2 separate regions of the Homo sapiens genome follow, and region 2 is linked to region 1. A link is a loop called in an ENCODE intact Hi-C map of the cell type or tissue named here. Cell type or tissue: A673. All regions are shown on one strand. Each heading gives the region's core, and the rest is flanking DNA. Links, peaks and the distances in the headings are about the cores only.

Region 1 (15,676 bases), core at 3,486-11,485:
CAGGATGCAGAAATTAACACATACTTTAGGGGAGAAATTATAAGCATACAATATAATGATTATCTCCCTTTTCCTGAACATTTTCTCTATTACTATAATCTTATGATACATAAAGACAATATAGGAAAGCCACAGTCAGGCAATAGAAATGTGAAAAGTCTGAAGCTGTTGACTTCAGGATTACTATGGGCGAATTCTGCAATACAGTGATCAGCCACTTAAGCAAATTCAAATGGCATTAGTAGAGGTGTAATATCTAAACCTTAGTAATCAATAACCCTGTTACATGCTGCATTGATTAAACCATATCTGGAATATTGTTTCAATTCTTGAAAAATATTTGCTGTTGAAATCTTGAAAAACCAGTGTGCAACTAAAGAACAGTACCCAGAAAGATAAGGATGATCTCAGAACCATGTAACCTAAAAACCTGCTGGAGTAATAGTGCATCTCAGGCCAGGAGAAGAGGAACTTACTACGGATGACTGCTGTCAAAACTCTGAAGCATGACACCTGAAAGAGTCTTGCTAATTGTGGTTGTTTCATAAGACAGAACCAGAAAACTGAGTAAAAGCTACAGAGAGGCAGGAATAACTACTTCGTGATATGGTAAATGCACTGTCACTGCAAGTATTCTGGTAGAGGTAGATTTCTATTTAGCAAGATTAATGTACTACAGATTCTGGCATTAGGTGCCTATTTGAACAAATCTCTAATTTTATTTCAAAAGCTAAGCTACCATGATTACTAATACTAAAATTCTCCATCAGTTCTAGAGAAAACAGGTATACTGACAGTAAGGTAATAAAGAGGCAGAAAAGAAAAGCTATGCATTTATCATGCCACATTACCACAAATCATGAAAAAAATGAAGGTGTCCTGGGTTTATCTGTGTCATTGGCCCATCTTTTTCCCCAGCCCACTTTGATGCTTCCCTCTGGCGGATCATTTTCTACCAACCACTTCTTAGTCTTTGGACCATGCTGTCCTGTACTTCCTGGTATCTTATGCTTCGAGAAGCTACAACTGAGGGAAGCAACAGGGAGGAGTCATTTAATTCCCTTAATTGTCTTACCATTCTAGCCTCTGGAGGCCCTGTTGATAGTGTTTTTCTATATTCACTTTTAATTATTTGATAAAATATGTGTCATTTAAATCACTAAGAAAAAATATATATGTTAATATGCATTTGTGCATGCATTTAATCAAGTATATACAAACATTTCTTTTGAATAGCACTGTGAAATCATCTCAAAGCAGGCAAAATATAGGATTTTTCATTTCTCTGTTTTGATTTTGTAAGTTAGAAATTAATAAAAACAGAAGTTAGGTATGAAATAACAAAAAGAGTCTAAGCAGATTATGAATTGGGTAGGCTGGTCAAAAATAAAAGTCATGAGAAACTCATACACATAACAGACACTGTGATTTACAATACTTTTTAAATGTTAGTAAAGAAGCATTATAGCCAATACTTGATGTAACTGTCTTTTTACATACAAATAGTTTGCCTTTAGGTAAATAAGTATTGTAGATATTTCTTTCTTCTTTCCACAAAACAAACAAAAAACCAAAACTGTAGTGACAACTCATTGGTAGATTTAACATTAGATAATTATTTAAGAATTTCCATAGTGTAAAATGCTGAAATCATTACAAGTGGCCTTTCTCTCTCTTGCCATTTTAATCATGTCTTGGTATAAAATTAATAAGGAGACTGTAAAGATACAACCCCTATAGAAATCCATATACAGATAAATGCTTATGGATGCAGAGCTTTGTTTACTTAACCATTAAGCTCCTGAAAGCATTGTGTTGGTGAGAAATATTGGAGAGACACAATGTATGAGAAAAGCAAAGAACTCAGGTATCATCTTTACACCCTGATGGCTTTACTTCTCTAATTTAAGCCAACAACAAAGGAAAGTGCCATTGTCCTGCTACATTCCTTTAAAGTAACAGGTGCTTGCTGGATAAACAGTATTGATCCTCCAAGAATTAAATAATGACACCACCATCAGATGGCAAATAAGACAATAGAACGTGTAGCTGGGGGTAGCAATGACTTGACTATTGTGAAATCTATGTGCTAATATTTCTTTTTCTAAAATTATGCATCAATAGTTCACTCAGCAAGTAAATTTGAATAAGTTATATTGGAATGCTAACTCATCAAACTAATTATGTGCAATGGCATAGATTGCATGCTTTTGATATATCTGATAAAACTGTAGTGCTAACTGATCATGCAGTTCTACTAAGTAGAATTATTTCTAGAACAAACACGGTAAAGAGAAATAAGTATGCCTGTTTGACAAAGGACCTGGAACAAATTTGAAGATTGAGATGCATCAAAGTGAAACTCATCATTTTGGTGACAGGTATGGCTGTGCATGCACTAGTTAAACATCTTAAATTACCGGGGATTTGTTATGCATGGGTTGCTTTTGTTAGTTTAGAGTCATCCTGGATACGTGTGGCAAAAATGTAGAGAATTGTAATACCAATGATAAATAATTGTAAAGATTTATACTTGAACATTATTTTCATTATTATGAATAAAAAAACAAGAAAAGCAAATGAAGATCTAATATTCTGCTCACAATTAGTCAGACAGAAGCCTGCAGTCTTATTCTCTATATATCTCCATGACAAGATAAGATTCCAGGGCTAAATTATGTTGTAAATACCTTACAATAGTATAGAATGTTCAGAACATTAGTTTCCTCTACTGTACTTTCCACTTTACCTCTGTCCCTTGTCTTCTCCAAGTCCTGAATGCTACTGATGTGTGATGGAATCTGTTCCTAAAGTATTTCAAACTCAGAAGTATATATCTGTTCATTGAAGCACATTACAATATTCTTAGAGCGCTTCATTGCCTTTTAGTTCCCTTCTGAAATCATTACCAAATAGTCCTTCTATTTCTGGACTCTTCATCTTCAATTTTACTTCTGCTAATTTCATCCCAGGAAAAAACAGACCATGATCTAGTGGTTATAACACAAAGTGTAGCAGGAGCTCATTTGACGTCTCTCTTCCCTGAGTTGGGACTGATTCAATGCATGGCCTTGGGCAAGTTACTTAGCCTCCATTGCCCCATATGAACCTGAGTCTTAATAACACCTACCTCACCAGGGGTTGTGAGAATTCATTAATAAACTGTCATTATCAGTCTTCATTATGCACCTGTGTGCAACCTCAAACAATCCCTCTTGTTCTAATTGAGCAGTATAGTGTATGTATTTTCCTGGGGTTTTATTTTTTATGTGCAGGGAGAGATTTTTGTGTGTTCTCTCTACTCCTGTTCAAGACAACTATTAGAACCAGACCGCTTTATCTAGGTAATTTGGCTTAGTGGAATTTTTTAAGCCATACAGCAACCTAGATGTTGACACTGAGAAATTAAAATGATGATTATTAGGCTGGGTTCCCATCCACTGCCAAGTGACAGGCTCATTTTTCTCTCTTCAAACCTGCCAGCTAGCTGGCCCCTGTGCTTCTCAAAGCAGCAAAGTTTTAAAGAACCGAGGAACATTACCCAAGCCACAATGCAATAACTCTAATAAACTGCACCTGTGGATGACTCTGTGGTTTATTTATATACTGTATCACAGGTCATTAACAGAAAATAACCCACTGAGATACAACGTTCTTGTTTACAGTGAGGTTCTGGTGGTGACAGCAGGAATATAAAATACAAAATCAACAGGGAACACTGAACTAATAAAAAGATAAGGGTCTATAAAGCATAGAAGAAAATAAAGCCAACTGTGCAGGCAAAAATAAAATAAAATAAACTTCCATCATAAAACAATCAAAAGCTATGGTATATTTATAGAGACTGGGGAACCCAAAGACCCACTGAGCTGGAATATTTATGGGTGTCAGATTGAAAGTCAGGAAATCTGTATGCTGTCTGAAGTGAAAGCTTGATCCATTGGATATATCCTTAGAAAAACAGATTTGTTTCCCCTTCTTCTGATGGTCCTTACCAACCTTTCCAGCCAATAAGCTTTCAGATATCTTTATTACTTTGATATGAAATTAGCCTTTCCAAACAGTCATGTATATTAACTTTAGAAAATGCTTGCTCAGAAATTCTAAGCCAAAAACATAAAATTTTGGCCACTCTATTACTATGATATCATTTCTCTGTCTTCATTGCCAAGAACAATGGCACCTCTCTGTACAAGCCACTAATCACTAGTAGGTAGCATAATTTTAGGCGTCAGTGATTTTATTGAGAAGATTTGCCTCAATAGAACGGTCTCTACTCCTGAATCACCGTATTTGAAATACTATACTTTAATAATATATATTAACGTTACATCTCTCTGCCACTCATCTTTTAAATACCAACACTTTTAAGATAATTAGGCAAAATTCACAATAAATGCTATTACAATAAGTATTTAGATGAGTTTGGAAGAGGACGGAAGGAGGCAGGTAGGCAGACGAATTGGACTCAGATAAGGAAGCGTTTACTTCTCAGTATTTCCTAGGACCAGTTTTAACAATATCCTTTCCGTGTGGATATAGTAGCTTAGTCTTACTGTCTCTAGCCTTCTACATTTTTGCCATGTCTTATTCTATTTTGTGCTGCTGTAACAGAAACGTTAGACTGGGTAATTTATAAAGAACAGAAATGTATTTCTTACAGTTCTGGAGGCTTGGAAGTCCAAGATCAATCAGCCCACATCCGATGATGGCCTTCATGCTGTGTCATCCCATCGCAGAAAGCAGAAGGGCAAGAGAGTGTGAGCAAGAGAGAAAAAGAGATTAAACTCACTGTCTCAACCACTTTCTCATAGTTAGTAATCCATTAATGAAGATAGAGCCCTCATGACCTAAACACCTCCCATTAGGCCCCACCTCCCAACACTTTTGTTGAGGATTAAGTTTCCAAAACATGTTTTTTGGGGAATACATTAAAACCATAGCGTGTCTCTTCAACACAAGCTTCTAGTTATTTAACAAAAATTCATTTTCTACTACATGCAAAACAAAATAAAAACAAACAAAAATAACAAAATAGGCCCTGTCTTCCAGCAGCTTATCATCTATTTAGAAGCTGACTCCATGAAGTCAGGGACTTTTTTTGTTCACTTCTGTAATTCCAGCATTTAGAATAATACCAGGCATATGCTACATGGTCAATAAATGTGTTAAATGAAGCAATAAGTCAATGAATGAATAAAATAGATATGCAAAATGGCATTGGGGTTATAGAAGTCTAAGCACAGAGAGACTGTATGTAAACAAAGAGCCTGGTTCCATGTCTGTCATATCTAATTGCTCAATAGTGTTTTTTTTAATGGAAGATAATGTGATTGAAGAAATATTTGTGTATGAAGTAGCAAAGTTTCTGGATCAATAAGAGAAGTTTGGCTTAGGGTGGATAGAGATTAGCAAGGGACAGCAATCTCAGCAAAGAAAAAGTATACGATCTGAGGAACCAAGAGGTTAAAAATGTACTCTATGCATCTATGCAGGTAAGTTTTGCTAACACCTATAAAATGGTCACCGATCAGCCTATCTCCAATATTAGAAGCTTTTTATAAGATGCCATTTTTGAGAAGATACAGAATCTTTAGCTAATAAAAGCCATAAGTAGTAAAAATAGGACATTCCTTATAAATGTATTAATTATTCACATGTGTCTATGGATCTTAATTAAGCAAGGTTGGCCTCAGCTTTGTAACATTAGAAAGGGGAGTTCAGGCTGACTTGTGATTATCTTTTCTTCATAGTTTTGAAAGTAATAAAGTAAGGTGGTGTCGATGTAAACACAAAAAAGGAGCTAGAAAACCAGCATCAGTGCAGGCCCCATAAGGCAGTTCACCAGTAGAAATCCCAGTGGCAATCACAACGGATGAGAGAAAAATAATTTTTACTATCCCCCTCTGTCTTAGTCTGTTTGTGGTGTTACATCAAAATATCTGAGACCGTGTAATTTAGAAAGAACAGAAACTTATTTTCTCACAGTTCTGCAGGCTGAGAAGTTCATAATTAAGGCACCAGCAGGATTGATTATTTGGTGAGGGATGTTCTCTGCTTCCTTCCGATATGGCACATTGTCGCTGTGTCTTCCAGAAGGGAGAGGGGAGGAACACTGTGTCTTCACATAGCAGAGAGCGGAAGGGCAAGAGAGCTGAATACTGCTTGAAGCCTCTTTTGTTAGGTACTTAAACCCACTCAGGAGGAAGGAGCCCAATCAACTCTTAAAGACACCACCTGTAAATACATCACATTGGGAACACCTGAATTTTGGAGGTGGCACATTCAAACCATAGCCCCTTCTGAGTTCTCAGCTGGGACCCCTGTAACAAAGACAGACTATCAAGAGAAAAACAAAAGGAAGTTTATTAATATATGTATATCATAAATACATGTTACTCAGGGAAAGAGTAACTCTCAAAGAGGTGACTTGGAACTCCAGCTTATCTAAAGTTCTTCAACAAAGAACTTTAACGTTTTAGAGAAGCAAAAAGACCTAGGAAAAAGACCTTGAGCTCTAGGGGCAGCAAATTGTGGGAAGTCAAATATAGGAAAACCTCATCATAGAAAAAGGCTACGTAGTAAAGTTATTTATGTAGATTCCTCTGGTGCCATCTCCAGGCTGATAAGCGTCTAAAGTCATCTCTGTACCCCCGATGTGATATGATGAGAAGGGGAGTTCGCCTCTGCAGTATTCATTCCTGAAATCCATAACCTCAGGGTAATCATGAGAAAACATCAGCAAACCAAAATTGTGGGCTATTTTACAATAACTGACCAGTATTTTTTAAAGTTTCAGGGTCATGCAAGACAAAGAAAGTCAGAGAAACTGTCACAGATTGAAGGAGACTGAGAAGACGTAACAGCAAAATGCAGTGTAGGAACCTGGATGGAATCTGGGAAAAGGAAAGGGGCATCAGTGGAAAGACTGAAGAAATCCAAGTAAAGTCTAATTTAGTTAATGTTGTTACTTTTGATAAATGTACCATGACTCTGTAAGATGTTAACGTTAGGGAAACGTGGGTGAAGGGTATATAGAAATTAACTCTGTGAACTAATGTGCCAACACTTCTGTAAACCTAAAATTGTCTCAAAGTTAGTTTTTTAAGCCGGGCATGGTGGCTCACGCCTGTAATCCCAGCACTTTGGGAGGCGGAGGCTGGCGGATCACCTGAGGTCAGGAGCCTGAGACCAGCCTGGCCAATGTGGTGAAACCCCATCTCTATTAGAAACACAGAAATTAGCTGGCCATGGTGGTGCACCCTTGTAATCCCAGGCACTCAGGCGGCTAAGGCAGGAGAATCACTTGAACCTGGGAGGCGGGGGTTGCAGTAAGCCAAGATGACGCCATTGCACTCCAGCCTGGGCGACAAGAGCGAATCTCCGTGCCAAAAAAAAAAAAAAAGAAAAGTTTTTTAAGATAAAAAGTAAAATAGCCTTCAATGATCAGCCTTTGTCCTTCCTGGTAGACAGGAAAAGGGACACCTTTGTAAATTAGTGTCCCGCTTTAAGGCAAGTGGAGGCGGGGGTGGGGGAGTGAGTGCAGAAAGTTTTTATTATATCTTCTTCTTTCCAATTGCCTTCAGCTTAAAAATAATCCTTATGTCAAAGTGACATATTTTGGAGTGGCATATTTTCCTACCCTTCAACAGTAACTGGCAAATTGCAAGCATTCAATACATTTGAATAAATGAAAGAATAACCAGTTCAAACTGCTTTCTTTTACACAGGCAGAAATGGAAGCCCAGAGAGCTTATGTGGTTTGCTAAGAGCCACAGAGCTTATTAGTGGCAATGTTAGGCCAACTCTTCTGATTCTTGGCCCAGTGTTAGTCTGCATTTCCCTGTTTATTCTAGTTTACAGTGACGCCATTAAAGGAACCGGACCCACTAGCAGCTGCTCTCTAAATATGTTCCTGATTTGAGTCTCTAGCCATGAGACATACATCTCTATTCTTGTTTCTAGTGAGAGATGAACTGGCATTTTTGTGCTTGTTTCTGAGGAGGAAATCATTTTGAGTTGAAACACAGCCAGACTGAGGAAGTCCTGCTGAGTCTGAAGGAAGTTCACTCATCCTTTGCAAATGCTCTGGAAGAAAGAAAAAATAATTCTTGTCTTTGCAGTTTTAGCTAGCATATATTGGGCAACAATCCACTGGATTATTTCTTATGCACCTGTATGTAAATAATCTGAATAGAACTGATTAACATTTAAATTCTAAGTTACTGAAGTATCCAAGGGGAAATTGATTAGATTGACTTGATTTGGTGCCAATATGGTAAATGCCTTAATGTTTTAAACAAATTGAGGCAGCAATCTCCGATGATTTTGAAACATCACACTTTTTAAAAATTCTCACTTTGAAATCTGGAAGAAAGTAACTTATCTCAAACGTTTGTTTTCCTTCTCCTTAGTATCAAATAAATGTTAACATTTATTTTCATAGTCAGGAGATACTAGCAATGGATCACCATTGTATTCCTCTAGTGGATTATTTTTAACCCGAATGGCTTTTTTGTTGTTGTTTGAAAAAACCAAATGCCTGTGGGGCTCAATGTACTTGGAAAATATGTAAATGATGGCTTTCCTCTGTCAATCTGGGAGTGACAATTCAGTAAACCCTTCATCCACATCATCTGTAGCATAATAGCATTTTAATTTAGAGTGAACCTTTTTGCTTAGCTCATATGTATCTTGTGCATTTTAAGATAAACTATTTACAGAGAAGTATAAAAGTCCCTGGAGATGCAACATCTCATTTTCAATTCTGTGGGCAGGAATACTAATTACGTTATCACATATTCAGCAGCATTCAGCAAAGTTATTTATTCATTCATCCTTAAGACCTGGGATGCCTACCAGGTCAGTTTCAATAAGCAGTACCTTGAGAATCTCTGCTGATGGTACATACAGATAATTAGGCGTAGAGTTGTTAGAAAAATCTCACCCCAAAAAGCTCAGCCTTGGAGATTTGCCTGCTCTTTCATTGTTTGAGCCAGAGAGAAAATCGAGTGGTTGCTAGAAATGAGGAAACACGTATCATCCAAATCTCTCACCCCTACAGGTTCAGTTTCTTAATTGAAGTTTGGTTTTAGTTCTTAGAATAGCAAGAGAACTTGTTTACAGTTCAGTATTGTGAAAATATTCAGAATTTACAAGTGGAACAATTTGGCTCTTCAGATGATTTTGAAAGTGAATGTGCTCTGATTAATGCTGCCTACCTTTACCTTTGAAATCTTTAATAATCATTGGTTAACAATAATCATTTACACTGCACATCATCTTCCAGTAATCTTGCTCTACTGAGATGTTAAAGGAACTAGAAGAATATAAATATTCATATTGTATTATATACGTCAGATTTTCCTAGTAGTATTAACAGTGTTGAGAAAATGAGCACCTGACAATGACTAGGCCTTGGAAGAATATAGTTTGATAACAAACAACCTGATCTGAGAAATTGCCCAACTTCACAAAGCAAATGATAGCTTTGCTATTATTCCAGGATTGTAGCAAAACTGTCTTCTGGTTTGTGTCACTCAAAATGTAGAGAAAAAGTAAATCACAGACCACAAAGCAAATTCCTTGTTGGGTCATTAGAGCTTGCTTTTGTCTCGGGTTTGGATTTTCTACCTTTTTTCCTCAAGGAATTTGTGAGTTACCTTAGATTAGCTGCAATATTTGGGCTAAATCCTATCCGATCCTGACCCCAGGCACCCCCTCCTTTAATACAGGAGAATTCTATATTCCCTTCCTATCACGAGAGCCAATGGAAATTCAGATGTAGGAAAGGAGTTTCATTCTCAGGGTGTTGCTACACACTCAATGTCAAAAAGCAACTGGAAACCCAGTAAGAAATCTGACTTTTGCACATCTTTAATGTCACTTTCCCCTAGAAATAGAAGATGAAAATGGTTAGGCAGAAAAAACCCACTGAAATATATTTTTCTGAAAATGGTAATGTTAGAAATCTATTCCTTAGGGATTTAGAGTTCATAATAAAGATCCCAGAATGCCGAAGCTTTTTTGGTAACAGTACATGATGATGGAAAGACATTTTTCATTTTCTGAGTTCTCTTTTAAATGATGATTTTTTTACTATGCATAATAGTGATTTTGGGGTCAAATATTCATCTTTTTAAATTGATATTGTAAGTTAAAAGGCCAGAGAATTTTACTTGGTCAAAGAATACATTCAACTTCTCTTTACAAATAGTTTAACTTGTTTAATGGCTTAATTTTCTGGCTTCCTCTGGCAATTGTCTCTTGAGAATGTAACAGCAGATCACCCAACACTGGCTATGAGATGAGTAAGATGTATTCCCTCAAGCTGAATTGTAACTATACAATTCAGACTCCATCGGGAAGTTTTCCTTCTAGTAATAAGATGGAATGCAATATCTTCCCAATCCTACAGTGGAGTCTAAACCATAGTAACAGATACAGAAAGCATAAAAGTTTCACTAGAGAAAGAAGAGGGCATAGGGTAATGCAAGCAGGCATGCCATTTCTGGGATAGTAGAGACGGACTAAATTTTAGAGTTTATTTAAAAGAAACAAAACTTTTGCCTAGCAAAATAATCAGCAAGTGTTTGATATGTAAAGTCAACATTCAACAGCTGCAAATGGATGTCAAAAATGTACAAATATCAATAATGGTTCTAAGAGGTAAAAGTGATGGCCAAGCACAGCTTTGTATGGGGAAAGGAATGCTGTGGAAATGAGAAAAAGAAGATGAGTAAGACTTGGATATTGCAAAAACAGGAGGCAGCCAGACTGAACTCACATTGACATTGTTCTCTTGGAACAAACTAAAGGTTTCTCCAATTCTTTGGTGAGAAATGGTATAAAAATAAATGTATCTTTTGTCATCTGTTGTCTATGATTATGCTTGACAGTACAATGCTTACAACATTTTTTCTGTAGTACAGATTAGGTCATTCCAATGAATCATTTCACTGTTTGCATTAAATTCTACAGCTATCTGGACTGGTAGGGACCCCTGATTATTACAGTGAAGGTCTTGGTGCTAGAATTTTTGCAAACAAGGAAACAGCTCACCATTCAGAGGGCCCTGCATTACATGTTTCTACATTTTTATGATACCAGCCAAAAAAACTCATGGGATCCACATGTGATTGACTCTTTGGTTCATAACTCTTCTTGCAGGTGACATGACACCTGGAAGTTTAATTTGAAGAGATCAGAACATTTTTTCAGCAATAATTCTTGTGGATTTATGCTTGTCTTTTCCATTATTTAATTAATTTTAACTTATTTTCTAAACTCATTTGAGACAAAACCATTTAGTTTAACTATGATGTGTGTGTTTGTGTGTGTCAGTGTGGAAGTGTGTGCAAGGGGGAAGGAGAGAGAGACAGAGAGAGAAACACATTAATGTCAGACAAGCCCTGTCGACATCAGTCCAGGTGAAATTGAAGTAAGAAGATACTACCAACATTTTGGATTTGTTACTTCACATTGGCAGAATATAAACCAAAAGAGGGGCTATGTCTAACATGATCTATGAACTAAGTATTTTTCAATGGCATCATAGTTCAGTATGTGGAGAGGAGCATCATTGGAGTAGAGTAGTATCTTAGATAGAATTTAGGATCCAAAGCCAAAATTACCTTTGAAAATCTCTTTCATCACCCACAGAGCGTTAGTATTAAACCCTCTCTTAGTAAGTCCAACTCAGTTTTTCTTTCAGCATATCAATAGATCACTATTTCCTTGGCTGGGCATTGAATGAAATAATTTACACTCACTTTTAAGAGCTATACTGAATGGGAGCATGGAAACGTCTTCAATTATAAGAAGTACACTCATAACAGTGAGAATGTTGCATCAGAAAATTGCTTTAGAAACGATGTTCTCATAGCACATTCATATAGGGGCATTCTTTCATCAAGTAGAATGCCAGGTGAAATACAGGTAGTTATAAAATTGATTATTATGTCTGTGTGTATGTATCTGTGTATGTGTGTTGCCTTTAGCTGGGCATGTAGAGTAAACACACTGTGTTGTAAATGCAATGCCACCATAATGGATTCAGTTTGGTGACTTCGTTGGGTGCATTTTTGTAGACTGTTGTTCAATCTGTTCGTTTCTGAATCACACAGACATTGCCTAATGTTTATTCAAACTTATCAAGCTTAAGAATATTCTTTAACCTTCTTATAACAGGCCCCACTGTTCCACCTGCTGAGACTCAAACAAACACCAGTGTGTCTTAAGAATGTCTTTGCTGCTGCTGCAGTTAGATGCTTCCTCAGGGATCCTAGGAAGAGCAAGAGCCCAGGAAACTCCATCAATGTTACAGCTATGTGCCTGAGCTTTGGTTAATCTTCTAGAACTTGTAGCTGAGGTAGAAGGAATGGGTGGTAACACACCTGAAACTTTAGTTTGGAATAGATCAGAACATTCTTTTCTCTGTCTTACAAGTAAAGCTTCTGGCATACTGCACCCTTTCAAACATCCCTACGCCTGTTCAAAATAAGATCATGATAGCTCTATCTTCATAGAATACTTTCTCTCTGTTTAAGAGGTTCCCACTTTAAAAAATAAAAAGGTCCACAAGGCTTGAATCCACTTGAATTGTCTAAAACAATTATAGTGTCTTCTATCTGAGAAAAAATGTTTGTGTCCATTAAATGTTATCATTAGTGGCCTTGATGATAATGAGTCTAAGCCAGAGCTTCTAAATAGGAAAGGGTTCATTTGCTAAACAGGCCCTTGTGGGTCAGGGGAAAACTGTCCCTTCATAACTGATGACTGATATAATTCAGCAAGCCTGAGCTTAATATGAATGTGCTGGCCTCTTTGTAGTATAATCTGATAGTGTGTACTGCAGGACTTCGGACAGTTACAGCAAGAGATGTCCCTCATTTATATTAAAAATAAAAATGGTAATTTTTCATTTTTACTTCTCTTGGATGATTGTAAAACTAACAACTACATCTGCATTTGACATGAACAATGATTTATAAAGAACAGTCTGTAAGACTCAATAACCTTTAGAAGTTAATAAACTTTAAATGATATGCAAATGGAGAATGAAGACTGTATATACATTCTAAAAGTAATAGTGCAGGAAGTAAGCATAAATGGATCAGTAAACTAATATATCCACTAGGATGTATTAATCTCCTAGTCTAAAAAGAAGAAGGAGTGGAAGGTTGAGGGGGAGGTGGGGAAAGAAAAGAAGGAGGAGGAAGAGGAGAAGGACTTGCTTAAATGTGTATTTAAATTTCAGTTAAATAACACTAAAATCTTTGTGAAAAAAGTAGACATTCACATTTTTTAAATTAGGAAAAGAGCAAAATAATAAAGGAAATGTATTAACCCAAGGGAAACTTTAATCAGCGAGTAATCTTAGTTTTCACACAGGCAGTATACAGTGTAGTAAGAAGAGCATGAAGCTCAGAATCAGAGGAACCAGGTTACACTTCCAACTTTGCTTGACATTAGGTAAGTCACTTCACCACCGGGTCTTTGCTTTTTCTTTGTCTTTCTCACAGGGTTTGGTTATGCTCAAAGTAGAGTATGTACATCAGAGTATTCCACAAATTATTCTTTTTTAGTAAGTTGTACTTAATTGAGTGGAAATGAGTTCAACTCCCTACTCTGCCACTAGCGAGAAGTATGATCTGTGGCAATTCCCTACATCTCTAGGGACCTGGAGAGGAGGGGTTCTGTTGTCACAGAATCCATGTGGTTTCTTCCAGTTCAAAGCTCTGGTTATACAGTACAAAAACTACAGGCCAGTAACCCTTTCCATCAATTTTCTCAGTGACCGGTGAATTTCTAGGAAGAAAAAAAAATACAAAGAGCTCTTGGTGGCCTGAAAGAGTTAATGTGGATTCCTGAACAGCCTAGTGACAACCAGAGAATAATTATATTTGGTTGATTATGACAAAGAATCTGATCTCATTTGTAGTGCCAAAGCTGTCAAGCCCCATGCACCAGAAGCCTATCACCAAATATTAATTTACCTGTTGTGTGCATCTCATAACTGACAGCTATGAATCCCATATCATTTTTGGTGGCCTTCCCACTGACATGTTCTTTGATTAAGAAAATAGTAAGCCAGAAAGCCAGTGTGTCTGTAATGTGGCCACCTCAGTTTAGCCTCCTTATTATGCTGGAATATTTTCCCCTAAATTAGATTTCCTGTCTTCATAGTGGCAGTTTACATGAATTTAATACATTACAAAATGTGCAGTTCCCTTGAGATTCTGTGATAGATTGCAGTATTTGAAGCCCATGTTTCCACGGGAAATAAAAACCTAGGCCATGGCCAAATATTTTATCAGCTTAGCATTATCTTGAGATAATGGCACTATTAACGCTTGTCAACCTTCTCAGCTTCCCAGGTCTTGTGTTGGCTCTTTTCTTGCTTCTGACCAAGGTGTTGAAAGCTTTAAAGCTCTGAGCTACACCAGCAATAACCAACCTTGATAGGTACCCTTTATACTATGTTGTCTGGCATATAACAATGCACAATGGGCTCCTCTTTTCTTTTCTCCTCAATGATACTGAATCTGATGATCAATTAAGCTACATGGGATGAGATTACTTTATATTACAGCTTGGCTGTGATTGGCTGCTAAAGCCATGTCAAGGGATGACAGCATAGCTGTGAGCTCTTACTATAGGATGTCTGAAAGAAGGGACATCATGTAAGAGAAAGGCAAAACACAAAATCCAAAGACTCAGCAAAGTGAAATCTAAAGACCCAGGAACAACAAATTACCAGCTAGGAAACATCAGAAGCTCCTAGATGAAATCGAAATGGGCAATTAGAGGCAAATCTTTCATTGGTTTATTCAGATCCATTTAGCTAAATGAAAAATAAAATAAAAGATCAAGACTTATATGACTACATACACTTATTTTGGCTCTTTCCCTCTTCCATATCTGTCTTTACTTTTAGTTGTCTGTCCAGGAGTTGGGTTTCTATAGGTTGAGAGTTGTTTTTGATTTCCTATTTACACTACTTTTTTTCTTATCTCACATTTTCCCTACATAAAGCTTCTGTCTGGGCAAAGGGTACATTGCTCCCTAAGTAATTCAGAAAGTCATTTCTCAGTACACATCTCTGCTTTGCCCTTAAATTTAAATTCTGGTGCCTTAATAGTCACCAGCTAACTTTTATTAGTAGGCTGTGCTCTACATACTTACTGACAACTGAAAATTGACTTTTCTATTTTTGGTAATATTCCAACCATGGCCTAAAAAACAACTGCATATGCATATGCATGGTAGTAGTCTAGGTGCAAGGAGAATGTTCAATTAGAGCTAAGCTTTCACTTGATATTCTGTTGTAACAAAGGCATGAAAGAGTTGAAATCAAAGACATGTTAGATTCACAAGCAGTGACTTAGAGATTGTTTTTATAATCTTTATGTAAAAGGTAAAAGTTGGAATTTAATCATATGCCAAAAAATATAACTTTAAAAATGAGGACTCTGGTTTTAATCAAATGTCATCAGAATTGGAAAAGGATCAATGTAAGTATTTCTTGTAACTGCAATGAGTCAGTCATTCCCCTCACATGTTCTGCATAGTCTCAAATAATTTGAATGAGAATTCTACTTCCATTTTCTGAGAAAATCGGCTCACATATACTGTCATGCATAGTAGCTATACAATTTGCATCAGTTTAAGGGAA
Region 2 (15,676 bases), core at 3,195-11,194, 290 kb before region 1:
CCAGGTAGGGTGAGTTAGCTGAGACAGTTCTACTTATTCAAAGTCTATTTTCTAGCATGGCTAGAGCTTGGTGATGATTGAGCTATAGAGAATATTAAATCTTGCTAGACCAATTATACCATAATAACAGAGTATTATGCTGCTACATATTTTCAGGGAAAGTATTAAAAGCACTCCAAGAAAAGAACGATTAGAACTGTGTGATAGGTGAAAAGAAATGTCTGGTAAAACCTTTTCTAGGATTCTCCTAGATGTCATCTATGTTAGAGAAGAATTAAGCGTATACTAAATATATAGGCATGGGTTGTTCTTATTTTTGCTTTCTCTTCCATCCAGTTGATTAGGAGCAATTACCAGCACAGAATATTCTCCACAGAGCTCCGGAGAGAACATAAGGAAAGTATTAGAGTCTGCCCTTGACTTCTTTTTCTCAACATTAGAATTGTTATTTTTCTTCTTTTCTTTTTTTCTCTCTGGTGGGTGGCTTTGTAAGGAAGAATCTCAGGGCCTTGTGGCACCTCAGCAGGGATGAGAAACTGATGTACTCAGTGATTGGTTTTTAGTTTATTCTTTGTTTCAAGGAAAGCTTATGCACTATTTCTGCTCCTATATCAACAGTAGCTGGCATATTTGTGTCAAATTTGCCCAACGTGCTTACTGCTTTCTTGGTCCAATGTAAATGGCAGTTCATTCTGGCATATGGGCCCAGACAATGGAAGCTGCTTTGGCAATTAGACTTAAGAGCACTAATTTGGATCTCATGAAGAAACAGGAATGGAAGCCACTGGCATACAATAAATATTTTGTTTGGTTTGTTTTCATTAGGTAGGTTAATTTAAATGGATATTCCTCATTACTATCTAGTTTTATGTTACTCTACATATTATATGTCATAAAATATAGAAACCGTTAACAAACAGTAAACTTCCAAATTGTTCCATCAAACTAGCAGTGAATATGCAGAGGGGTGCCAAGAAGTAGGGATGGAAGATTTTTGCCATTGTCCATAATCCCCTTCAGGCTATCCATTATTATTCCTGAATAGGTATACAATCATACACTCTAAGTAAAAACCATATGATTGCAATTCTTTAATTATCTCTCCCAATCAAATTGCTACCCATAATCTTTTCCAAAACAGAAATTTTGGAAATGCTACTGTTGCTGTTTCATCGACAACATTAGCTGGGACTTAATAAAGTATCAAACTAATAAAGTATCAAAAATATATTTCTGATATTCTGCTTTCCTTTTCAGGACAAAAGAAAAAAAGTCTCTGACAAGTTCTATAGTTCAGAGACTTGGTCAAAGACATTTCTCTCTCTTTCTCTTGGCCATGTCATAGCCTTTTCCAAATATGAGAAAAGCAATCATCAGTAGCTAGAAGAGTCTCTAGACTGAGGTATGTTGTTATAGTCGGGTCAGTTGAGCCTACTTTCAGCTTATTTCACATCACAAAACTGTCATAAGACCAATACTTTCTTTGGAACAGGTACATTCAAATGCCACCAGGTTGCAAGCCTGGGGCAAAGGAAGGTAAACTTGTGTCAGTGAGCACATCATGTTGCAAAGGCATCATAATAATTGTATAGACAGCAAAGGATTGCATTTCACTACTGTGTAGCATCAAATACATAAGGCAAATGCAAACAAACTACTGTCACCTACCAAGATTGGGAACCCGAGAGGAAAAATCCTAAACTGTTCATTACAAGCCTAAATGAGCCCGTTAGACTTACATTAGACTTAAGACAAAAGAGAAAGTAGTGCTACTGAACTGTCAGGGATGCAAAATTTCCTAATACCAGAGAAAGATCACCACAAATTCAAAAGCTGAGTCTATTGTATTAACTATGTTATTTTTAATTTGGAAAATTAATAAGGCCAATATTAATATTAGTATTGTTTTTATGAACTTATTAATAGAGGTGACAGAAGAAAAACCTGAACAGCATCATTTCCATATTTGTCTTTTTTTTCTTGCTAGGAGTATTGCTAAAACAAAATGAGATTTTGGAGAAACTTGTTTGTTTCTGGTATATCTGGTGCTGATCAAAAAGAATCAAACAGAAAAGAAACTTCCGGTAAAATTTTGAAACCTGATTTTCATCAGAAGTTTATTTTGATTTTATTATGTTTGATGCTACTGAGAGATAAGACAATCATGAAAGGTTTTGAGTATAGATTTTTAGAACTGAGTGATGAGCAAAACTGACAATTCATATTATTATCAAATCCTTTTGAGTCTACAAAATAGAAGGTTCCTTGAATTTTCTGACATCTTCACATCTCATCCTGACCCAGACTTAGAGGCTCTGACAAACATAAAAGTTGAAAAATACAAGCAAGAAAAAATTTTCAGCTGCAAACCTGTAAAAAACAAAGCAAAACCCACCAACCAACTAACCAAGCAAACAAAAAATAGTCTAATTCAGTTGAGGCTGAATAGTCTTTTTAATATAAGGTGGCTCCACAAGGGCATTTGATCTAAAATTGAACTAACATAAATAAGAAACTGAAGTAGAATGTAAATTGCAATGTTGAGAATTAGCTTTGCTTTGCTAGTTTCAGGTCAAAATGCAAACTCAAATCAGGAGAAGTATTTGTGTTGCCTAAAAATTTGTTGTACTTTTGTGTGTCCAAGTAATCCCAGGAAATCTAGCTAATTACCTTTAGTTTATTAAAAACATGATAAAGCAAAGGAACATCTAGATAGTCTCATGTACTCTGCACACAGCTCACAGCAGTACTACAACCTCTTTTGATTTGCTTCAGCAAAATGAAACCTCTTCCATTCAAGGATGCTTTCTTTTTTCACCATTGTCATCATGTGGCTATTATTACCACTATTATGACTACCACAATTTTCTGAATATTTGATAAGTGTACATTTAATGAGAGACATTAGGCAGGGGAAGCATGAAAAGCCTCCACCTCATTAGCCTGGATAACTTAACAGACTTAATCAACAACTGACGGCTGTCGTTTTTCCTGATCCTATTGCATCAGCAACATGGATACCATATGATTCAGACAGCTCCCTGTTCAAAGAGAGCTCTAAGCATATCATTGCTTCCTGGAACAAGACGGGTGCTAACACTTAGGAAATTCTATGTTTCTTCTCTGAAGCATCCCACCTCTTTAGGAAACAATCCCAGAAGAGAGCAAAACAGTTCATGAGTCGGAATGATGAGGCCAATAGTGAAAGGAGTTACAAACAAGTAACCAAGTAATCTTCATATTTGAGATGCTATTTATTTACTCATTTATTTATAAGGTATTTTCTCTAATCATAAAGGAATTAGAAAAGGGGTTTTAATTATTTAACTTCTTTGAGGACTAGCAAAAGAGTTGTTTCTTGTATTGTACTGTCTGGTAAGGGACTAGCTTTAACCATATTCTCAATGCTATGACAGATTTAAAGGGTGTTAGCACCACCAATGCCGAGTTTCTAACCTACCTTTTTATGCATGATGCTATTTAGAGCACTGTTTGGAACACTACAGGAGAAATGTATGGGGAAAGGAGCCTGGAGGGACACTGGCTTTAATTTTAATTTCTTCTGAATTAGATAGCATTTTAAAATCCCAAGTGTACACATTAGTCTACGAAGCAGGAATAATTATGAAAGTGCTCCAGCCATCGCTGCGTATGGCCAGGCTGCTTGCTAGAAGCAGGGATAGGGGACAGTGCAGAGTGGTGAGAACATTGTGTCCTGCATTAAGTCCTGCTTCCCTCAGAGGCTATGTGTCAGACGACTGGTACCCCGGTACTTCGGGCGGGTGAGCCAATTAGCACATTCCCTAGTCTGGAACTGTAGTTGCTGTGTATGTGATCTGCATACTAATTCATCTGAGATTTGACCTTCTGGGCGGAGAAAAACAAGAATCCCAGGTGAGAGAGAACATTGGCCTAGATTTTCCTATCCCTTCTCCTCTGTTCTTTATTTCCAGGCATCTTAACCCAGCTACTTTTTATGACTAACTCTGAGACTGGAAAAGTTTATTTCCCTTGAAAATTCAAATCAATGTATAGGATAAAAACTACCAAAAAAATCATAGTTTTTACCTCCCTCTGCTAATGTCAAAAATGCAATGCAGGTGCTCCTTGTACGATTGACACCCTTGGCCCACATGGGGGCAGTACTACGTAGTCAAAAGCCTCTGGGAGCTTTCAGGGCGTACAAAGAGTCTGGTTGGAGACAAATTTGAATGCATAAGGCAGAAGCAGGATAGTTTTTCATAAACACAAGATTCCTTAGAGCCAATCATTACAGCGTTCTAAATGTTCTTGCTGAAGGAATTAGGAAGGAAAGATGTCTACCAAATTTCCAGCTGCTGTTGCAATCACTTGCCGGGAGATGTTGGGGAAATTTTTTGATTGATGATTCCAGTTAATGCTACTTCTTTTAACATACACAATATGAAACAAACAAATTTTCATTGAATTATCAAATTATATTCCAGGTTTGTTCGAAACAGCAACAATATGTCTTAGATATAGATTTTTAGTTTCTTACTGTATGATACGATGAGTTGCTTTTTGGTAAATTTTCAGATAAAGAATTTCTAGGGAAGCTGTAAAAGTAAGAATGCATTCATAGCCAATGGACCAGTATATTGAGTGCATGGAAGTTATTAGTGGCTTGATGATACTGAATAAATGTTTCCTTCAGATCTCTTTTAAGTTACAACAGCTACATAAATAAACATTGGCCTTATTATGCACTCATCTTATCTGAAGGGTTTTTGATGTTGGGAGGGGAAATCTTTTCCACCAAGATACTTGGGATTGATTAAGTTGGTTACTCGTTAGGCATATTTTAGAAATCCATGGAAAGAGCTATAATGGTACATTGAGCTATAGTATCCCAAATCGTATAGTACTGAAAGACACAAAGTCACAAAGCATTTGTTTCCTTACTCAGAGGTGAGACTATAGCAAGTACACCTTTAGATGGTGTCTCATTTCAACCTTCAGAAAACAAATTTTGAGTTAGCTGATGAGCTCCTGATCACGTTAGGTTGTGTCAAAACAGGGACAATGAGTCATTAAGACAGTCTGAGGCACGGTGTCATGGTGCAAACTATACAAATTCTTACAGAAGAGTCAATGGGCTCTCATGATAGTTTCACTGAACAGAACAGAGGAGTATCTGCCTCTGACACCATCAGCATTGGTTCTTGATACCCTTCCTCTCTGTACTTCTTTTTCTTCCTCTGTCTCTTATCTTTTGGATAAAATTAAACACTGATTTCTCTCCGTCTTCTTCCTTAACTTTATTCCCCCTTTCTGCTGATACACATACCAGAACATCCAATTGCACCCATGGAAATTGTTTATCCCTGAGGGGATCATTTGGTACCCAAATGGCTATGGATCCTGTGCCAGAGCAACAAGAGTATTAGAGAAGATTCAGTGTTTGCTTTTACATTCATTTGTTTTTTTCAAAATCTCATTAGTACAAAGGTTATTTCTCCCATTAAACCAGCTACTTAGAATAAGGTATATTAAAAAGCACAACTTTTTGCTTGCTTTAACATGGTAGCTTGAACTGGCATGATGGAAACTATCTTCCTGTTTTGTGAGTGTTTTAAATATGGAAGAAAGCATCTGCTTTGCCTCAGTCTGGGATATGGTAGATGAAATTTCTCGGACTGATTTTTCTATTCTAGCTCAGAAAATGATTTAAATGGCTATGGATTTGAACCTTGCCATAATGTCACCATAGAGTCATCTGGAAAGTTGTGATAAGCAAGTGTTATGCAAAAATTACTGTGTCCACCCCAACCCTTCTGGAAGTCAGTACACGAGCTCCGCGTGACACTTAAGCAAAATTATACAATTGCTGTGTCTGTGTGGTCTGGTCTATTTTAATGAACATACAGGGAAGTGAATTGCATAGATGATATAGTGATAAACAACAGATTAATCTTTTTAATAACTTGAGATTTTGCTTGCTGGATTTTAATTTTTCTCTCCTCTAAAATACTAAGTAGAACTTATAACATAGTAATGTGGTTTTCTATTGCTTTTGGTGTAAAGAAATAGGATTAAGTTTAACTTACCCTTTTTCACTTATCATGTCTCTTAGGGCACCCACCTAAAAGCACGTTCTTCTTTGTGCTTTCTGCTCTGGCAGCACCAGACTCCACCTCTTCCAACCATACTTACTTCCTCTTCCTACTTCCAACTTGATCATTAGCAAGAGAGAGGGATGAATAAGAGGAGAAAGACAAAAAGTAATTAATTCACTGAAGTGCAGCTGCAAATGAATTTTTGAAATAAATTATTAATTTTCTCTTTAATATTTCTGCATTGATACTGCTCTGTATCTGGGGATTGGAAGTGAGAGCTGTTTTGCTTCACAGCAGCAATGCCCTGGGTAGAGACAGCAGCACCTCATTTTAACTAGAATGTGTTGTGCTAACGTGGTATTTCTCTAATCCATCAGCAACATGCTTTTAGCCAGCAGCATTTTAAATATGCGTGGATTTTTAAGTTTATGGCAGGTAGGGGAGGCATGCAGGATGGGGGCAGTTGCAATAAAGGAGGTCAGGTGCCTTATTTTCTGTATCTCCTGGTGCCAGCTTCCTAAAGCACTGAAATCAAAACAAAAAGCAAACGTGTATAATGATTCTTGAGGAAAAGGTGGCATCACAAATCCAAAATCTTTTTTGCTTATTTAGGAGGGAGAAAAGATGCTGAATTGTATAGGAGATGTTACAGTTTGGAGTATTGACTATCAACAACATGGAAAAGAATTATAAGTCTTTGTACTTCCTGACCAACCCAGGGCAGAGATCATGGAATGGTAGCAGGGTGACAGCACAGGTCTGCTCGATTATCTTCACTGGACTCCACGTCTTCAGTCGGCTTTGAATCCAGATTACAGAACGCATCTTTTATCACTCCCTTTGCTCAAATCAAATGTTATCAGGAAATCTGCTTTTCTTGACCTCTGTGGCATGTGGTTGGAAGGTAAACCTTAGCATTTTATGGAAAAACTATTTTTAGCAACAGAAAGCAATGGTGCTGCTGCTTTGTTCAAAGATGTTGGCTCCAAATGGCAGAGGAATGATTGTTTCCACTTAAAGTGATTGATATGTCTACATACACTTGAGAGATAGAATTTCATTACCTATTCTTTCTATGGGGACTGACTGAATACAGTTTCAAAAGAAATAGGGAGCAGATTTGTGTAACAGAGTATCATTTTCTTCAATGAAATGAAGAAAAAAATGCCAGTGTATGACTATGTGAGGGGAGAAATGGTGGATGTTAAATAAAGTGAACAAAGATATGGAAAGAGTGAAGAAACTAACACAAAAATTGTTCAATACATACCGTAATTAGGTTTTTAGCTTTCTGCCCAATGACAGTGAAATATTTCTATTGGTTCACTTGCAAAAGTATTTATTTTAAATTACCTGTAATGATCAAGCACATAAAAAAAATAAGTATTATAAAAGGCTACCTAACAGAATTCAATTCATTCCATAATAATACCTAAGAATTAATGCTTTCATTTTGTATGGCATTTGAAGACTTGGAAACTCAAGTTACCAATACCTTGCAGATGATTTTAGAAGAGAAAATTAAGAAATCCAAACTCTAATTTGGGGTCGAACATAAAGGAAAACAACTTAATGAGCTCTTAAAAATGTAATGCTCTTTTATAAAACAAGAAATACTTCTGCAACATAAAAATCTGTTTTCTCTCAAATGTTTTTCTCTAATGCTGTTTGGTTACCTCCTAAAGCCATTATTTCCAGCAGAGTCACAGAAATCCTCAGCTGTGTAGGCGGTCCCAGTAAATTTAGCAGCCAAGCCACATTTTGACATGTTAAGAATAGGCGTCTATAAATCTTCCCCAGCTTCTCCTGAGAAGATTAAATCTTTCTTTTCAAGAATTTGCTAAATTTCAGGAAATGCTGTAATGTAACAAATGACTTGTAGACAAGGCTGAAGAAAGAGTAGAAGATAATGGAATCTCTTTGTTCAAGAACCAAGGCCCCAGAAACTAAAGGAAACTCCTGAAAGTTCTACATTATCTACCAGAAAAGAGAGAGAGGCTGGGGCAAATGAAATCCATCTTCCTGCAGTAGCAGTTGGATTCATGAACAGGGACGTGTCACAACCTCTAAAGAAGTCCCTATGTTGTCAAGGGAGATTTCTGCTTTCACAACCCATTTCTTTAAAACAGAGATGCCACAAATAAACTTTCAATTAAAAGAGACCTTCAAATAGTCTGAATTGCCTTGTTTTTTTCTTATACCTAGCCAAACGGGGACCCAGGGCCCTGCCCTTTGTCTCCCAAGTGTACTTCAAAATGCATTTCCTAACCTTTCTCTGAACAAGAAGAGCTCCTTGGATCGAGTGACATCTGGAAGAGACTTAAGCTACCTAATATGAACATAATGAACTAGAATGTACAGCATAGAGAGATAAGGAACTTATTGCAGGAATATTGGGAAGAAAAGCGAATTGAAGAAAGGACTATAAGTAGGCTGTGGGAAGGTGAGAGCCAAGGTTTCCCCAAATACCCAAATGAAGGGGCATTACACCAGGGAGTGACTTTGCACCAATCATTTCCCAGGCATATATTATTTTTCTTCAATATTTCTAAATGCCAAGAAAAGATAGTCTAATTGGTTTTCCATGAGTCTTGGACTTACCCACAGGCTGAGGATAAAGCTGAGAAACACACAGCCATCAGAACCACATCAGATGATGGTGGAGTAGTTCTCTAAAAGAAAAATAGACCACTGTTACCAACAGAAGAAAAATAGATCTTGAACAGGAAGAAACAAACATGAGAAAAGAGATAGAATGCCATTAGACAGCAAGTTTAACTTCCTAGTCAGATCATTCTGGGGTGCAAAGCTGATCTTCATCTCTCTTATCAGCACTTGCTCATCTCCCCAGTATCTTACTTTTCCTCAGTGAGTAGGAAAGTTGCTTCATAACTCACAGAAGGATAACTTATATTCTATTGGATGGGGCAGGTGGAAAAGAAAGAGTGGGGATGCTCCAGAAATACGAACATCTGAGTTAGTCTCTACTCAGATTCATGCACATGGGACATAGATACCTAGGCACAGCTCCATATCCTCAGGAAGACCCCAGAACCACACGTTTATCTTTCTCTCATACCTTTGATTACCTATCTCCTACATCTACCTTCAAATTTTGAGTTTTGCTGTTTTAGATCACTGTCTTACAAGAACGTCTCTAACCATTAATTATTGGTACTACTCTGCTAAAAGCCCCTAAAGTGTGGTTATTTGTATCCCTCAGCATCTGTAGTTTCAAGATTATTTTCTCAGGATATCACTTTGGACAATAAATGCTTTTGTTCCTCTGCAGTGACCTCCAAACCCATATGCCAAGCCTGACTCATAAAAAACAAAAAGGACCCACAGCTTGAAGAATTAGTTTTTGAGAAAATATGTTTTCACCTAAGGACAAATATATATCTAATTTTCACTAGTTTCTGAGCTTGTTATTTATCTGTATCCAGGGCACCTAATTTGTGTTTAATACATGTTCATCAAGTAAATAACTGAATAACTGAGATAGAAAATGAATACATATTTACTTGTATCTGACTATCAACCCCTTCTAGAAAGTTTAGAGAAGCAATCTTAGAGGTTATCGTGTCTAACCCTGTCATATGTTATAAACTTGGGCATAGAGGCCAAGAGAAGGAGAATGACTTAATCTCAAATCTAATCTGTGACAGAGCAGAAAATCAAAGTCGGATGTTCTGAGTTTAAATCCAGTACTTATGACACTGTAACACCCAAGTAATTAAAGTTCTTTAAGTATGATATCTCATGTATATATAAATAGATACCGTTGAATAGACTAAAAACCCAGTGGGATTTAAAGGCATAGTGTTAGAATAATAAAGGCAGGCCTTGAGGTTGAGGTTTAGCCCAGAGAGTGCCTAATTACAACATTAGTCTTGTAAACAGAACAAGATGACCCATTCACGTAGAAGGAGAGAGTCCTTCACTCCCCTCTCATCTTACCCATAATCTTCATTGTTCACTTTGCAGACTAGAAACATCCATCTCAGGGGAACATTTCCAGGACATGTCATGATAACAAGTTCCTCTATTTATTGATAATCGTGATCAAGTTAAGGAACTCCAGAGCAATTGTTAGGAGAGGAGAATGACCTTTTATTCTTTCCTTTTGCCTCAGGCTTTTGCCCAAACTCAGAACAGTGATATGTGTCTGTGCTTCAGTTGTAAGAATGAGTAAGAACCACCCCTGCAACAACCTCTGAAATGTCCTGGATCATCCTCCTAAGGGGCAGTGTCTCGTCTTCTGCACTTTCTTCCTCTTCTCTCCATTAAAATGTCTCCTCTGGCTGCATCATATTTAATCTCCTAAAGACTCTTTAATTTAGATTATATACTGATGACTCACAATTATCCATTTCAAAAATGGACCTCCTCCTTGAGCTCCAGACCCATATATTATATAATATGCCCTAATAGACATCTCCAACTGGATGTTTCAATGATACCTCAAGTTCAATTAATTTAAATGGAATTCATGACCAAACCTACTTTCTGTCACCTGTTCTCAAGCCAGTAACATGGACTTTGTCCTAGATTCCTCCTTTACCTCATCAATTACTTTCAGTTTGTAACTAAGTCTCATCAATTCCACCTCTAAAATATTTCTTTGACATCTCCATCATTGTCCTACCTTTCCTTGATCACCTGCAGCTTGTTTTAGTATAATATTCGTCTAGCTGGCATCCCTAAGTCTACCCTTTTCTCCCTTCAATCCACCGTTCATACTGCAAAGAGGGTTACTGTTTTGAAGTGTCAGTCTGATCCAGATACTCCGTGGCCTCCATAGTATTCCATCACAGATGGGTTGGAATCAAGCCCCTTGGCAGGCCAGTTAGGCCCTTCCATGCTTTATCACCCAGGCAAGATCTTTTATCTCACCAGTCTACTCAGGGCCTTACATGACTAACCCTCTGACACCATTGTAACCATCCTCCCTGGAACAAACTGCATCGTGTTTCATTTCTGAGGACCCACTAGATGTTTTGCTTCTGTCTTTTTAAAATTATTATTCTTACTTATTTTTGAGACAGGGTCTCACTCTGTCAGGCTGGAGTGCAGTGGCATGATCATGGCACACTGCAGCCTCTATCTCCTAGGCTCAAGCAATCCTCCCACCTCAGCCTCCCAAGTAGCTGAGACTACCAGCGCACACCGTCATGCCTGACTGATTTGTTTTTTTTAATTTTAAGTAGAGACAAGGTCTCGATATGTTGCTCAGGCTGGTCTCAAATTCCTGAGCTCAAGCAATCCTACTTACCTCAGCTTCCCAAAGTGCTGTAATTGCAGGTGTGAGCCACCACACCCACACTTCTTTTTATGCAGTCTTCCCATTGCTTGGAATGCCCTCCTAAACTTTGTCTAGCTTTGTCTCCACTTAAGTATCACATTTTCTGTTGTTTTTTTAAAATTCCTTCAGCCACTTTCCCACCCTACTCTTCCTTGGATATTCCTTGTTTATGTAGCACCAATAACCCTCCGTTGCAATTCTAACCACTGTTATTATTCATCTTGTTTTTTCTCAATGACTAGCAGAGTGCCTGGCACATGCTATGGTTGAGTAATCAGTTATATCATAATGGGTGGTTTGGAATTAACTTGTTACAAGAAATATGCATTGAACTACAAGAAATTCCTAAAATAGTGCTCTAATCCAAAGGCCTGGATTTGCTGTCACTACGGTAAGACTGGGAAACATGTTACCTCTGGCAACAGTTTGGATGCTTATGAAATTTCTTAAAGGCTAAAGACTGTCAAAGAAATCCATTTCTCTTACCATCCTACCTCTTACCTTGGATTTCCTAGAAATCCAATACCAGAGGCCAGCATTAACTAAATATTTAACACATGCATTTTGTCAACCATGGCTAATACCTATAGAACTTCTAATGCTCTACCTTGAAGCTGATGGTTCTAGGTCCTTCTGAAAGGCCAAGCATTGTGCTGGGGCAGCAGGTCCACTCACCAGCTCTATTCTGTGCACTATTTAATGCAAGGCACATTGCCTGGGATTAACTAGAATCATGTAAAGACACATGGAGTGGCACCTAGGGGCTGGGAAGCCTAAAGAGGAGTTAGACAGTCAGTTTAATCCTCAAAAACAGTTTGAACATATTTGGTTTGAATAATTGTTTTCAATAGGCAGCATTTCTCATTTGACTATGGAGTACTTTCCTCATGGTATGGGTATTGACATAATAAAGATTTGGCTAAAAAAAAAATGGCCTTATTACTCTGATCAGTTATTGACCTACTTTCCCATTCCCTCAAACCTACCCAAAAAGAGCTAGTTTTTTCACTTGAATAAATTTGTCATGGGAAATGTGAAGAAACAATTTTTATCAAATACTTTAATGAAGGAAAAAGAATTTTTCTGACCCCCTTTTGCGTTAACAATGCTGTGTTGGTTTGAGATCACCAAATCTATTCCTAACACTGACAGGCAGCATGAGGCTTAACTATCTGATATGTGAAGTAGAAGGGTCATTTTAATTTTAAACCAACTGTCTTTACCAAACTCCAGGAGGATAGAAATCATATCTGTTAAACTGTTTTGTTTACAGTAACCACAATGCTATGGGAAAATGGAACATTAAACATTTATTTTAGAGATTATATCTTGTTTTCATTTAGGAGTATAAGAGCAAAAAAATATTGTTTTAAGATACCTAAGTTACTACTGGCTTTATAATAGTCACTATCTTTATATCAGTTCTAAATATGAAAAATTAAAAATCAAATTATATTTACTTATAATTGCCCATGAAGTGTTCTCTATTGCCTCCAGAAAGCAGAGCCTTGTGATCTTATCTGTCAACATAGGAAAATAATACAGGTATAAATCCCAAGTCCCAACAGTCAAGGGGTTGCTTAGATCTTGTTCTTGTTATTCACCTTGGAAAATTGATGTCTAATATAAAAACAGACACGTTCCTCAAATAATTTTTTATCAGTCTCACAATTTAGAAGATATTTTCAAGGCAATTTTCAGTCCAACCTTCTGATACAAAAAACTATTCCAAACCCATTCCCTGCCCATGCAGTGAAAGTATGTCACCACCATTTCAGCCTGAACTGGAAGTATCACTTTAAATCTAATCCATTCTTTGTCATTGAAATAGTTGTGTAAAGCCTTTTTTCTTTCTCCTCATCTGCTAAATGAGATCATCTTCACCCACTTAAGACATCTTGATGAAGTGTTATGGCTTTTAAGGAAATTTAAATATAGGAAATATATTTTTAAGAACACTCTGAGTATGATTTTATGTTTTCTACCTAGAGATGTAAAATGATTTTTAATTTTAGATTTGTGTTTTTTTCCAAATAATATTCATTTCCTAAAATAACATTTGCTGGCTAGGGCACTGAGGTTATGAGTGATTTAGTCCCTTTAAATTCTAAACTCTGTATAATATTTTGAGATATTTAATTAAATGAATTTTAAAAAGGTAAAGGAACAAATTATACATGCGTGTATATATGAGAGACTCTTTTTCTACATCAGGCTTTGTAATAGATAATATATATTTGTTCTATAAGATATAAGCAATAATGAGTAAGAAGTGGAGAAGACCAACAAAAAGATGACTAATATATAGTGTGGTAAGTACGACAGAATCATGTGAACAGAGGGATATGCTCTACGAGAAGAAAGAAAAGTCTAAATGATATTGCAGATTTCAGATGGACTGTTCCTTTGTGTAGGATTTCCTACAATTCTACCTTCAACAGCATTGTGATTAAAAAAGCTTATTTCTCTCATGGGGGGAAATATTTTCCTCCAAAGGAGAGCCAAACTGACTTCCATATGTACGTAATTCCTAGGAATAAATCTCAAGAAAACATTCTCAACAATGCATATTTTGTCCCCAAATAAGCACAGCTGTTTAGTATTAGTCTTTCAGTTTATGCTCATCTTTTTCTAGCCTCTTTATAGACAAGGCACTGCAGTTGCACCACCAGAATATAAGTTTCAGCTGTATCTGTGTTCCCATCTACTGTTCTGTTACTAAGCTTCAAAGAGAGGTCTAATTTAAGACCTACGGTGTGTTCAAACCTGTAGTTTCAGATAAGGATTCTCCCTCTTATATAATGCATTTTAAAATGAGAGCAAAAAGCCCACATCCGTGATGGATTTCCACTGTTTAGCTTTGAGTATTCTTGAAGCCTTAAATTGAAGAAAGAGTACAGGGTTTGTGAGCTACAGTAATTAGTGCTGGTGGCAGTAAGGCTTGTAGCAGTGTTGATGAAAAGAAACCATAATTCCTTTTAAACTCCTTAGGGTCTCCTTTCTGAAAGGAAGACTTGCAATGTTTCTTTTTAAAGCTTGGATCAAATAACTTAAGCAGACACTGTGACAATACCATTTGCAGGAAACAAACCTATGATATGACTCATTCACCCACCAAAATGACACTCTATACACCTACTTGTTCCTTGCCTTTGCTTTCTGAGTCCTCTGAGTCAAAGCATTTGAAAATCAGTCTGCATGTCAAAGCCCCATGAAAATTTACTTGCTGACATCTTTTCTGCTCATCCTGGTCCACTTTACCTTCTCCAGCATAGGCAGAGTTATGAACAATGTAGTGATTATTCATTAATAAGGTCTACATGTAACAGAGAACTCATTTTCCTTTCTAAGTTAATATAGGTAATGTGACTTGCTTTGCCATGCTTCATTACTCCATTCCCTAAAGGCTGAGAAAAAATTATTTTACCCTCAGAATTTTACTAATCCTCCAGTTTATCTCAACTCTCCTCCCTGAAAGCATCTGCCAACGAGGAGACAAACTAGCAGACCAAGGTCAGCACATTGTCCTTTGCAGCTTTTACCATATAATACACATCAACTAATTTCATTTGCCTTCGAGAATATTGGGGAAATTCTGAATCAAATGGTGGTAAATTACTTTTAAAAATTAAATTTGGTACTCATGTCATATCCAAATACCACTGCAAATAAATATACTGCCTGGCACATAGTAGGTTTGTCAAATTAATGCTGGAACAAATTGTGGAGCTCATGTCTGGGATTAGGTTCTGCATTCTTTTATTCCAAAAAAAAATTGTATTGATCATCTGTGGGCAGACAGAGAGGCACTGTGCTGTGCACTGTGACCTTGAGTTCATCATCCTGCCTCTAGACTGGAGAGTGGTTTTGATCATTTTATTAATAGATGGATGGAAATTTATATTAGACATACCTCATCTTACACAGTATGTCTGATTCTAAAGAGTATTAAATGCCCTTTATTTTATAAATCTAGACACATTTTAATCAGAAAGAAACCAGCTACCTAAAATTATACTAGAACTAAGTTAATTCAATAGATCCCATTATATACGAGGAGACTTGGACCAAATATTTAACTTACCTAGGTGAAAAGGATAGTTACAAATTCAGGATAAAAATAGCTGTTCTCTTTCCTCCATATTAGGCTATCTCTGTAAACCCTTTCTTCTTATTAATAGTTTTTTAAATTAATCTAACAACTTCCCATATTTGTCATCTATTATCTTAGAATGTTAGTATAATTGTAGGTTTTCACTGATTTTATTGGCTTGAATTGGGGTTATATCTGCTT

The links. Peaks named below come from ENCODE experiments on the same cell type or tissue, not always from the same donor. Only the 100,000 strongest peaks of a DNase experiment are listed, where the experiment ranks them.
Region 2: a loop joins it to region 1, with 5 times the contacts of the local background. A loop is called at or near these places in 2 of 110 quality-filtered maps.

The regions. Positions count from the first base shown.
Region 1 is chr14:26,121,496-26,137,171 of GRCh38, forward strand. No RefSeq gene overlaps it. Among named protein-coding and RNA genes, the nearest start is that of LINC02306, 290 kb to the left of the region's middle. In A673, for the core only: a CTCF peak has its summit at 6,644 (motif pointing left); DNase peaks (open chromatin) are centred at 6,606 and 7,956; H3K4me3 peaks cover 509 bases; H3K27ac peaks cover 3,282 bases.
Region 2 is chr14:25,829,782-25,845,457 of GRCh38, forward strand. It overlaps LINC02306 (long intergenic non-protein coding RNA 2306), which reads right to left and starts at 8,751. Exons shown (of 3, transcript XR_001750924.2): 1 at 8,679-8,751; 2 at 7,348-7,430; 3 at 3,227-6,193. In A673, for the core only: a CTCF peak has its summit at 4,140 (motif pointing right); DNase peaks (open chromatin) are centred at 4,160 and 7,970; H3K27ac peaks cover 1,097 bases.